Linked DNA regions of Homo sapiens: regions 2, 3 and 4 are each linked to region 1. A link is a contact called in ENCODE Hi-C or POLR2A ChIA-PET data. All regions are on one chromosome and are shown on one strand. The core of a region is the stretch at or near the end of the contact, and the rest is flanking DNA. Distances in the headings are between cores, read along the strand shown. Region 1 holds the start of ZC3HAV1 (zinc finger CCCH-type containing, antiviral 1). Region 2 holds the start of KDM7A (lysine demethylase 7A). Region 3 holds the start of MRPS33 (mitochondrial ribosomal protein S33). Region 4 has its middle 36 kb from the start of KDM7A-DT.

Evidence for each region. Hi-C counts contacts between places; a loop is a spot of excess contacts on that map. ChIA-PET counts read pairs that join two places held with the same protein, here RNA polymerase II (POLR2A). Pooled maps may share reads with other maps.
Region 2: a map of B cell shows a loop between it and region 1 (26-fold over the local background). The contact joins the promoter of KDM7A here to the promoter of ZC3HAV1 in region 1. A Hi-C loop is called at or near these places in 2 of 168 maps with a recorded cell type or tissue (B cell and CD4-positive, alpha-beta memory T cell) and 13 of 50 pooled maps.
Region 3: a map with no recorded cell type shows a loop between it and region 1 (12-fold over the local background). The contact joins the promoter of MRPS33 here to the promoter of ZC3HAV1 in region 1. A Hi-C loop is called at or near these places in 1 of 37 single-sample maps with no recorded cell type and 7 of 50 pooled maps. POLR2A ChIA-PET finds 5 or more read pairs at or near these places in 1 of 52 experiments (OCI-LY7).
Region 4: a map with no recorded cell type shows a loop between it and region 1 (4-fold over the local background). The contact joins the enhancer-like site here to the promoter of ZC3HAV1 in region 1. A Hi-C loop is called at or near these places in 1 of 168 maps with a recorded cell type or tissue (naive thymus-derived CD4-positive, alpha-beta T cell), 4 of 37 single-sample maps with no recorded cell type and 5 of 50 pooled maps. POLR2A ChIA-PET finds 5 or more read pairs at or near these places in 1 of 52 experiments (OCI-LY7).

What each region holds. Positions count from the first base shown.
Region 1 is chr7:139,108,295-139,110,994 of GRCh38, reverse strand. ZC3HAV1 (zinc finger CCCH-type containing, antiviral 1) reads left to right here and starts at 1,275. Exons shown (of 13, transcript NM_020119.4): 1 at 1,275-1,971. The coding sequence starts at 1,664. RefSeq lists enhancers at 1,167-1,326, 1,119-1,622, 1,567-1,666, 2,247-2,376.
Region 2 is chr7:140,175,606-140,178,305 of GRCh38, reverse strand. KDM7A (lysine demethylase 7A) reads left to right here and starts at 1,323. Exons shown (of 20, transcript NM_030647.2): 1 at 1,323-1,562. The coding sequence starts at 1,369. KDM7A-DT (KDM7A divergent transcript) reads right to left here and starts at 1,045. Exons shown (of 1, transcript NR_024451.1): 1 at 1-1,045. RefSeq lists silencers at 915-1,344, 1,385-1,484, 2,125-2,304, 2,315-2,594 and an enhancer at 767-1,690.
Region 3 is chr7:141,013,655-141,016,368 of GRCh38, reverse strand. MRPS33 (mitochondrial ribosomal protein S33) reads left to right here and starts at 1,417. Exons shown (of 3, transcript NM_053035.3): 1 at 1,417-1,458. RefSeq lists enhancers at 889-1,088, 1,609-1,658, 1,121-1,766 and a silencer at 1,236-1,544.
Region 4 is chr7:140,211,566-140,214,265 of GRCh38, reverse strand. No RefSeq gene overlaps it. Among named protein-coding and RNA genes, the nearest start is that of KDM7A-DT, 36 kb to the right of the region's middle. RefSeq lists enhancers at 1,654-1,723, 1-2,700. Within about 2 kb of position 1,450, at least 3 of the 41 ENCODE cell types and tissues checked have a DNase peak (open chromatin) inside an H3K27ac peak, as active enhancers do.

The DNA of each region.
Region 1 (2,700 bases), core at 26-2,525:
CTGGCACTAGACAGATAAATAGGAGAAAAGACAAAGTTTATTTACACATGCATGCAGGAGCTTCCAGTAACAGAAAACTCAAAAGTAAAGGTTTATATACCTCAACTTAACAAAAAGGAAAGTTTTAGGGCTTCAGTAGGAGAGTTTGGAAGTTTTGATTGGGTTGTTTTGTGTTTTTGAGACAAAGTCTCAGCGCTATCCCCCAGGCTGGAGTGCAGTGGCACAATCCCGGCTCGTTGCAGCCTCCTCCCGTGCTCAAGCAATCCTCCCACCTCAGGCTCCCGAGTAGCTGGGACTGCGGCTGCACACCACCATGCCCGGGTTGTTTTTATTATTATTATTATTATTATTATTATTATTATTATTATTATTATTGAAGAGAGCTCACTATGTTGCCCAGGCTAGTCTTGAACTCCTGGGTTCAAGCAATCCTCCCACTGCCTCGGCTTCCTAAAGCGCTGGGATTACGGGCTGAGCCACAGCACCCAGCCCATTGGGTTTTTTGGTGCTAATGGTAATGGGACAGTCTGTCTTCCTGGCAGCTGAATACTCCGAGAGGCTTTTAATGGCACCATGTTTTCGGGAGGTTTTGCTTTAGTCAGATAAGGGAAGTTTCATTAAGATTTCTTTCTACATCTTCTGTAGCTCAATGTTTTCACTTAAAAACAATCTTTATGTCAACTCTGGGGGTCAAAGTACGTCCCCACGGTGGAAAAGTTCTTGTCCCAATCTCTACGGGGAGGAACCGATCTGAAATCTTGGGATATGTCTTAGCATGTCCACCGTGATTGAGGTACAAGCAGTGGTTCAGGGCACCGAGTTAGCGATTCTAGGTAAGCAAGACCATGTCAAGAAGTGGTTTGTCCAAAAGTTCGTGAGAAGGCAGAAACGAGGGAGAGTGGCAATCGTTGTTCTTTAAGAGGGCACGGTGGTGGAGGAGAAACTTGCACATCGGGGCCTGGGGTACCACGATCTGGGGCCTGGGGACGCGATTTGGGGAAACTCGGTGGCATCTGGGCTCCGCTTGATGCCAGTGCGTGTTCGTGCAAGTTACTTCCTCAAGTTCAGGGTGAGGATAATAATATCTACCATGTGGAGTTGCTGGGAAGATTCACTACCAACAGAGGCAGAGCGCACGGCTCGCAGGAAGCGCTCGCTAGGGTCTGCTCTTTCCGGGAATGGGTGGGGTGCGCACTCCTCAACAGGGCTCTCAGGACTTGCGTCACACGCCTCAGTCGGCTGGCTTATAAAACACCGGCCAGAGCCCCAAGATCGCTTTTAGTTTCTCTTCTTTCTAAAGAAGGCTCGCGGAGCCCGGCTGGAGAACCTCACCCTCGCCGAGCCTAGAACCGAGAGGGGGCCACCCCAGGCGGTCACCAGCAGATTTGCCCGCGCGTTCTCTTTCTTTCCACCCAGTTGCCCTTGCGGCCGGCTGTAAACCTGCCACTAGGACCCGGTCGGTGAGATCTAGCCTCTTGACCTGAGAGCCGAGAGTGGATCGCTGGGCTGGGCTAACGGCGACGGAGAGCGCGCCCTCGCTGACTCCGGGCGCGCCCAGCAGTAGCACCGCCCGCGCCCGCCCCTGGACACTTGTAAGTTTCGATTTCCGATTTCCGCGGAACCGAGTCCCGCGCCGCGGCAGAGCCAGCACAGCCAGCGCGCCATGGCGGACCCGGAGGTGTGCTGCTTCATCACCAAAATCCTGTGCGCCCACGGGGGCCGCATGGCCCTGGACGCGCTGCTCCAGGAGATCGCGCTGTCTGAGCCGCAGCTCTGTGAGGTGCTGCAGGTGGCCGGGCCCGACCGCTTTGTGGTGTTGGAGACCGGCGGCGAGGCCGGGATCACCCGATCGGTGGTGGCCACCACTCGAGCCCGGGTCTGCCGTCGCAAGTACTGCCAGAGACCCTGCGATAACCTGCATCTCTGCAAACTCAACTTGCTGGGCCGGTGCAACTATTCGCAGTCCGAGCGGTGAGTGCACCCGGAGGGAGGGGCGCTGTCCGCAGCCGTGGTCGGGGTGGACTGTCCAGGCGGGCAATGTTCTGGGAGGGGCACGGCTTCGCCGGGACCCCGCACCTGACAGCCTCCGCCTCCAGCCACTCCCTTCTCTGCTCCCCTCTGGGAGCCTCTGCAGGGCCCGCGCTTCTACCTTTGCAGTTCCCTTCCTTCCGGCACCTCCAGACATTTTCTCGAGAATGGCTAAAATGCTAGTGCCTGGAGGAGACCAGGCTCAACCTCCACCCCTTTCCCCGCCCGCCCGCACGAATCAGAAGAATAAAGTGCTCTGGAGCCAGCCAGGGCCTAGAGAAGCGGTAGGCAGGTTTGGGAAGGAAGGAAAGAGCCTCCCGTCTTTGGTATCTTGAGTCTTTCCCTCCCTACTACCTCCTTCCCTAGACGTGGCGGAGCCAGTAACCCAGCCGCCCTGGGCCCCCGGTCCGTCTCCGCCGGAGCGAGCCGCAGGTCTCTCTGCTTGTCCCTCCCTTCCCGGTCACCCCCATGCCCCTCATCACCGCTTTTCTGATGCCTGGCGCGTAGCAGGGGTGGCCCTTTTCCAGGTTCCTGAAGTTGTAGCAGCCGCGGGCCTTCCCTCCGGGTGGTCTCTCTACGGTGGCGCGCGCAGTTGACCGCCTGCCTTGGGACAACTCTCTTAAATCCCTTTGAAGCAGTGTGGCTCACGTCTCGGGCCACTGCTTCTGTTGT
Region 2 (2,700 bases), core at 74-2,573, 1.1 Mb before region 1:
AAGGAAAGGAAAGGGAGGGAGGGAAGGAAGGAAGGAAGGAAGGAAGGAAGGAAGGAAGGAAGGAAGGAAAGAAAGGAAAGAAAGAAAGAAATGGAGAATTAGATCAGCGACTCTTTGCCTGGGGGTGGGTGACAGAACAACACTTCTTCCTCCCCTAACAAAAATTACCTATGGAGCTGTGAGGGCTTTCCCCACTGATAGAAATGCCAGCAGAAATTCAGCTACAAATACTCAATCCAATAATCCTTAACATCACTTCCAATCCACAGTTATGATTCCAACGCAATCTTTTCTATACAGTATTTGTCAGCTGTTTTTATTCTTCAGTTTATCATCTTATATTTGGCTCTCAATTTCACCCATAAATTATTGATGGCTTATTATACGCCAAGTACCCTGCGCTCCGCTTTTTGTGGTATCCCTCTTCGGAGCGAGAAGTCACTTAGAATTTTACCCCATCTTCCCCACTTGGGAATCGGAAGGGTTCATAGCTAAGTTTTGTTATTTATAAGCACGCCGGCTCTTCTCTATCCCTCTCTCCACCAACCCCATTTCAAGGTTGGTCCCTCCCAGCGGACGACAGTGATGAATTCCTCTTGGGGACAGCCCTCCCGCAACTAACGGTGGCTCCATCGACGCTCTGGTCTCCTTGCTGCTCGCTGGGAATTCGGGTGGGACGTTTTCCAAAGTTTGGATTCCACGGCACATTCCTCCCTCGGAAAGGCACAACCGGCTCGGCGTGTCAGCTCAGCTGGACTCACGCCGGTGCGGGGCCGCAGCTCCGGTTCTCGCTGGGCGGCTGCGGAGGGCTGGGCGATTCTCTCAGCGTCGCGAGGCGACCCGGGCAGCAGCAAACTTCTCCGCTTCCCCTCTTCGGGACGCGGCACCTCTTCTGCCCTTGAGCACTCCGCAGGAACTTCCCCCGGCCTCGGCTCTCGCTCCGAAATAACCGAGCCAGCTCCTCGCACGCTCCCGCCGTCCTCCTCCGGCTGCGGCCGCGCGCCCGCCGCCACCGCCACCACCGCGCGTGTCCTCACGGGGCCTCAGCTCCCTCCGCCCCCGCAGCCGCCTGCGTGCCCTTCAACAGCTCCCTCCGCCCGGCCGTCGCGGAGAGGAGCGGGGAGCGCGCGCCGGCGCCAGAGACGTGCGCGAGACGCACGGCCCCGCGCCGAGCGCCGGAAGCAGCCGAGTCTGGGCCTCGCGCGTCGCGCGCGCCTCCTCCCCCTCCGCCAGCCGCCGCGGCCTCGCGCGCGCGCACTGAGGCGCCGCCGCCGCCGCGGCTGCTGCAGGAGGCGGCGCTGGCTGGCGGCTGCGCTCGCTCCAGTCGGCGAGCGGAGTAGCGAGCGAGCGTGTGTGTGTTTTTTAAAGATGGCCGGAGCGGCGGCGGCGGTGGCCGCGGGAGCAGCAGCTGGAGCCGCCGCGGCAGCCGTGTCGGTGGCGGCTCCCGGCCGGGCCTCGGCGCCTCCGCCGCCCCCGCCCGTGTACTGTGTGTGCCGGCAGCCGTACGACGTGAACCGCTTCATGATCGAGTGCGATATCTGCAAGGACTGGTTCCACGGCAGGTAAATAAACCCCCTCCAGCCCCGCAGCCGCCACCGCCGGCCACCGACCAACCGCCGCCGCCGCCGGCCGCCCGCGCCTCCCTCGGGCCGGGCCGCCGCGCCGCGCCCAGCTTTCAGGGGGCCCCGGTGCCTAGCCCCCCGGCCGGGCAGTGGGGCGCGCGGTGCCCCGGGTTCGCCGGGCGGGCTCCAGAGGGGAGCCGGTGGGCTCGCCTGGCCCGGGCGAAGAGTCGCCACAACAAACACGAACAAAGAGGGCCGGCGGATAAGTTGGCAGGGGGAGCCTGGGGCGAGGGGACGCGGCCGGGCGGGCGCGGCGGGGGCGTCGGGCGGAGCGCCGGCCGGGTCCGCAGCCCCTCGCCAGCCCGGGCCGCCGCCGCCCCGCCCCGCCCCGCCGCGCCCGGGGCTCCGGCCGGAGTCGCCGGCCGCCCCGCCGCTCTGCCCGGCCGGCCGACGCGCCTGCCTTCCTTCCGGGCGGCGATGGGGTCGCCCCGGCCCCGCGTCTCCTCCGCGCCGCGGGTCCCTGTCGCGCCCCCTTCCCCGTCTTTATCAAACTTCCTGGGCCAGTGGGACGGGGGCAGCGGCGGGCCGGAGAGGCGACCGCGCCAGCCAGCTCGGCGGGGCTCCGCGGAGTAAACAGAGCAACAGATGAGGCACTCGCTCTCGGGGACTTGAAAGGTGCCGGGGAAGTTGGGGCCGGGCCCCCGGCGGGCGGCAGGTTGACCCGGGTCGCGGTCCTGGGCCCCCGCACACACCCGGGTCGCCGGGACTGGGGCAGATGGAGTGGGTTGCGGCGGCCCGAAGGGAACGCTTCTCCGGACCCCCTGCGTTGCCCTCGCGCCGCGGCTTAAACTTTACAAAGAGTGCAGTTGCCATCGCTCGAAGCTGGCGACACCGGGACCGCCTGCGGCTGTGCCCGGGCGCCGGTGCCGGCGAACTTGAGTCGGCCGGGCGGACGCTGCGGGGCCGGCTGGCGGCGGCGGCGGACGCTGCCCTCTGATTCAGCCGCCGCCGCGCTCCGGGTTTGACGTTTGAGAGCTCGGGCCGCCTCCGCAGCCAGGCCGCCGACTCGTGTGTTTTGTAATCAAAGTGTGAGGCTAATAAAGGGCGGCGCCACAGCCTCTTGACTCCGGCGTGGGAG
Region 3 (2,714 bases), core at 168-2,667, 1.9 Mb before region 1:
GCAGCCTCAGGAAACTAATATGAACCCCCATGAAATTGACTTAATAAAAGTGATAGTGCAAAGTACCTAAACAGTCACCTGAAACTCTATATACCTAGCTATGTTTCAAGAAAGATTTATGGTAGCTTATAGTAATTCACAAAACATTGATAACACCAATAATTCATACGTGAAAAGGAAAAAACAGGAAGGATATACAAAACGAAGCCAACAAGGTTTATGCAAAAAATATATATATGTGTGTGTATATATATATATACACACACATATATATAGCTCTTGCCTCGAGCCAATTAAAATTTGGCTTTAAACCAGCAGCTTACACGTAAAGGAAGTCTTCTTGTTTATATGATTCAGTGGCCATTACATAAAAACAAGCCAACTCCACAGAAACAAGTACAAAAGACAAGACGAAATTTCTCCCAGGAGTTTCGCTCCTTAGGACTTCTTTTCTGGACTGTAGCCATGTATAGGATACTCATTACCCCTTTGTAAACTTAAATGTAGTCACTAGACCCAACTTTATAAGGCTGTTTACTATATCATATAAGGCTGATAACATGTCAAAACTTAACTTGATAAAAGCAAATCCTATAGCATAGATTGATTAGACGTCAAATTCTAACTTAAAAGTAAATTCTGTAGGAGGAAAGAGGGTGTAAATACAATACCCACTAGGTAGGCAACTCACTACCGATATTAATTCCAGGGTACATTTTGAAATATTTATAAAATGCCTTGAACGATACTCAGAAAACGAGTACAGTTTCCTCACCCAAACTATCAAACATTGAGTAAGTGCTGCATACAATGCCTATGGGATGTGGCTTGCTTGAAAACAGATTTAGTATGGGGTGAAATACTCACAATGCTTTCTACTATCTGCCCAGCGAGGTCTAAGATAACTACTGAGGAGACAAACGTTCCATCCCCTACTCCCTGAAGAAGCTCCTGGGTCAATGGGGGAAAGCGCTCCTAACCCAGTAGCAAGGAAGGCTTGCAGCTAGGGATCCTAATTAACTATTAGAAGATGAGCAGATAGATGGAAGGGGAGGGGGATGGCGCCGCAAGTCGGTCAGAAAGACCACACGGCACACGCATCGCCATTGCTTCAGAGCTTTTGGAGGCAGGTCTGTAGCCATTCCCACCAAAACATACTACCGAACCGTGCATGCCCTTCCAGGAGAGCCAGACCTTTCTAACTCTCCCCAGCCCACCACCTCCCCGGGTCCTCCGCACAGGCGGCGGCGCTAGCCTTACTGCGCAGGCGCCAGGTACACCTCGGAGGCCTCAGGAGGGGGAGCCAGTAACTCCGGGTCGTTCACTAGGGCTCCGCTCTAGCTGCCAAGCTTCCGTTTCTCTACTGCTCCCCGTAATAGTTGCCTGCGCGAGCTTGGAGCCGGGTAGAGGGCGGGCCTTCCGGGACGAGGGCGCGTGGGTGAGGAAGGTCAGGTCTAGGTAAGGCTGTCGGTGACTTTGGGGGTCTGCAGCAAGGGGCGATGGCTGCGAAGTCTACGGGGGTCTCCAACCTTGTAGAGTCGCCAGGAATAGGGCGAATCCACTTCATTAGTGACCAGCTCGGGCGGTTCACGTGCATCACACAAATAACTTGGCCTTTTTCTGCCTCAGTTGGGGGATTTCTTAAACGTAGAATACCCGCGTTTCCGCTGCCGTAATTTCCTCTCAGGCGCAATTACTCTCTTCCATATTGGTTAACAGTAGAAGGCTCAGTTTCTCTGCTCATCACACGGCCTTCGGCACTGTAGCTTTGGGTGGTGGGCTGCAGATTAATTTTGTAACCACCTTAAGAAAAATACGGTAAGGTGATATTTAAGAAAAATATTTGCGAAATGCGCTCCCGAGTCAAACATCGGTTGACTTGACAATACTACAGTTTCCATCACAGTCAGGCATGATCGAGTCAGGTGGAGGGAGTTGAAGATTGTTCTTGATGAACTGAATGCAGCTAATACATTTTCAGTGCCGTTGATGCCTCTATGACTCCGTAAAATAATCGGTACCGGGTTTTTTTGTTTTTAAGCATTCTGTTGAGATTGTTTTTATGTTTAGATTGTTTCTATGACAACGTGTGTACACTGTATGTGAATTCCTTGGATCCTGATGGTTATTAGGGTGGGCACTGTGCCGTGAATTTTGCATATTAGCTTCACATCGCAGATAGTATGACTGTCCTCGTGTAGTCGATGAGAGAACCTGGCAGAGAATAAGCACCATTACAAAAACGACGTGGCCATTAAAAGGCAGAGGCGAGATTCCAACCAGCTTTTTTATTCTGCAGCTGGTGCGTTCTGCTAACCAATGGTTTTTGGGAAACTGGAGAAAGCTCTCTCCCAGAACAATTTACACACACACATACATACACATATCGGCATACAGATGTACACTTCCACTGTTTTCAAAACGCTGAAGCACATCCCGGTTAAGAACTCTTGCACTTCATCTTTACCTTTCAAAGAGAAAAGGCAAACCTAATACAAAGCCACTTATTGAAATAATCTTTTAAATGCATCAGACCTATCAAAAAGATCAAAGAAGTTTGCCCTGTTATGCCAAAGTAAAAATATGGGAATTTTCTTCTCATGTGGGCTTAATTTGTTTTGCTCAGCACATTTGAGTAATTTGTTTTTGCTTAGCATTTTCAGCTCCAGTTAACTTTTTTCATGAGAGTACAGTTTTCTTTAGTTCACATTTAA
Region 4 (2,700 bases), core at 201-2,700, 1.1 Mb before region 1:
GGCTTCTGCCCAGGTGGCCAACCACATGGCTGAAACCCTCCATTGACTTGGCAGCCAGTCCAGCCTACAGTTTCCTAGGGAACTGATGGCCAAGCAATCTGTAGCGCAACTTGGCATGGAGCCTGGGACATTTTATGAGGGCCAGATGGTTGGACTCTGTGCATTGTCAGTGTTGCAGGGTGGGCAGCTGAGGGTCTCAGAGGTAGGACTCAACACTAGGACAGGGAGTGTCTGAAGGCTGGAAACTCACATAGGTGAGAAGGACAAGAACGGAGAGTTGGAAGTCAGGAGAGCATAGAACCACAGCTTGGTGAGAGGTCCAGAGCCAGGTGTTGTTGGTTCTAAGAGTCAAGATAAGAAAGTGAGTTAAAAAGAGACTAGGAGTGACCACATAGTTAGAATCTGGGTCAAGACTATTATTCACGCCTTGAGAGCAGAAATCTGGTCTCTTTTTCTCTGCTGTCTCTGTGCTGCCGAAATCACTGCCTGGAAGAAAATAAGAGTCAGGTCAGACTGAGTCAGGAATCTCAAGGGGTTACTTGAAGGTCAGGGCTTGATCATGGAAGAATGAGCTCTTTCCACCCAAGGAGGTAGACATAGTTCCAATGAGAAAACTGACCATACATTTTTAAAGTTTATTTATTTATTTATTTGTTCATTTATTTATTTCTGAGACAGAGTCTTGCTCTGTTGCCCAGGCTGGAGTGCAGTGGCACAATCTTGGCTCACTGCAACCTCCGCCTCCCAGATTCACACTATTCTCCTGCCTCAGCCTCCCGAGTAGCTGGGACTACAGGCACCCACCAACATGCCCACAACATGCTAATTTTTGTATTTTTAGTAGAGACGGGGTTTCACCATATTGGTCAGGCTGGTCTTGAACTCCTGATCTCGTGATCCACCCGCCTTGGCTTCCCAAAGTGTTGGGATTACAGGCGTGAGCCACCGCGCCCAGCCTATTTATTTTTAAGACAGGGTCTCATTCTGTCACTCAGGCTGGAGTGCAATGGTATGATCATGGCTTACTGCAGCCTTGACCTCCTGGGCTTAGGTGATTCTCCTGCCTCAGCCTCCCAGTAGCTGGACCACAAGCGCATGCCACCATGTCCAGCTAATTTTTTGTAGAGATGGGGTTTTGCCATGTTGCCCAGGCTGGTCTCAAACTCCTGGGCTCAAGAGATCCACCTGCCTTGGCCTCCCAAAGTGTTGGTATTACAGGCGTAAGCCTGGGATTACAGATTGTGCCCGGCCTTTTTAGTTTACTTGCTAGGATTAATACCTAAGTGGAACATTGATGGTAGAACAAAACAAAACACAAGGAAAAAACATTGAAATAATCCTGGTACTAGGGATAAGGTAATCTTTGCTAAGGGCTAGATTCCCCAGCACCTTGGACACCCTAGCCCAGGTGTGAGAAGGCGGGGCAGCTTGTTGGGTGTGTTCCATTGCTAAACTGACCTGGAGCAGGGAGGAGGCTTCAGGGTGGGAAGCCGAGGGACCGGAAATGAACCTCTAGAACTGACTTGCCCTGAGAAGGCAAGAAGTGACAGAAACAAAACCTAATCAACAGATATTTTCTGTCTCGATCTTACTCAGCAGATACTTAGATTGAAGTAGTTCAGAGCATGCACACGGGCAGGCTGAGTTATGTAGCAGGGAGGGGAAACCATTTGTCATACGTAGTTGTAGATGAGTGCAAAATGCTCCATGGGTTGGATTTTTTCCTGGTGGCAGCTAGAACTAGGATGTAGGCACACCTGGGCAGTGATTGGAGGGGCTGTCGGACAAGGAGAAAGTCCTGGACTGCTCATAGTCCGCAACCTGGACTAGAAGTTCAGGCAGTAAACTCCAGCCACCAGCAACAGGAGCTCTGGGCTCTGAGGCTCCTGGTGGCTTTAGGCAGGAAGCCTGTTACACATGGGGCCTGGGGCCAGCCCTGTGTCTATGTTTAGGGAGCAGGGAGAGGACTAGGGTGGAGGCAGGCATGTGAAGGCAAGGGAATGGCCACGGAGGTGGCTCAGGCGTGTCATTTCCTCTAGTCTCATCAATGACTCTACATGATCCAAGGCTTCCCATCATCATCATCATCACCATCATCATCACCATCATCCAAGTGCCATGTATGAATCACTTCCTATTTGTTCAATTACCTCACTCACAAAACTCTGTAAGTCAGGAATTATTATTATTCCCAGAAGGGGAAACTGAAGCTCAGTGAGGTTAAGCGACTTGCCAAAGGTCATACACCTAAGAAGTGGTAGAGCCACACTCTGGATCGAGGACTAATGGATCCCAAACTCTAGTAGCAGCTTAGAGGGTTAGGAGCACAGACTGTGGAAACAGACGCGCTACTTGCATGGCTGTGGACAACTCTGTGACTCAGTTTTCTCACCTGTGAAATGGGGATGATGGTGATAAGAGAGCTACCTTATAGGGCAGTACTGAGGATCAAGTGAGCAACTGTAAAATATAACTCCAGGAGGAGGGTTGCTTAATTTAGCAAATCAAATACAGGATGCCCAGGTAAATCTGAATTTCAGTTAAACAATGGATAATATTTGAATTTATTTATTTATTTATTTATTTTTGAGATGGAGTTTTGCTCTGTCACCCAGGCTGGAGTGCAGTGGTGCGATCTCAGCTCACTGCAACCTCTGCCCACTGGGTTCAAGCAATTCTCCTGCCTCAGCCTCCCTAGTA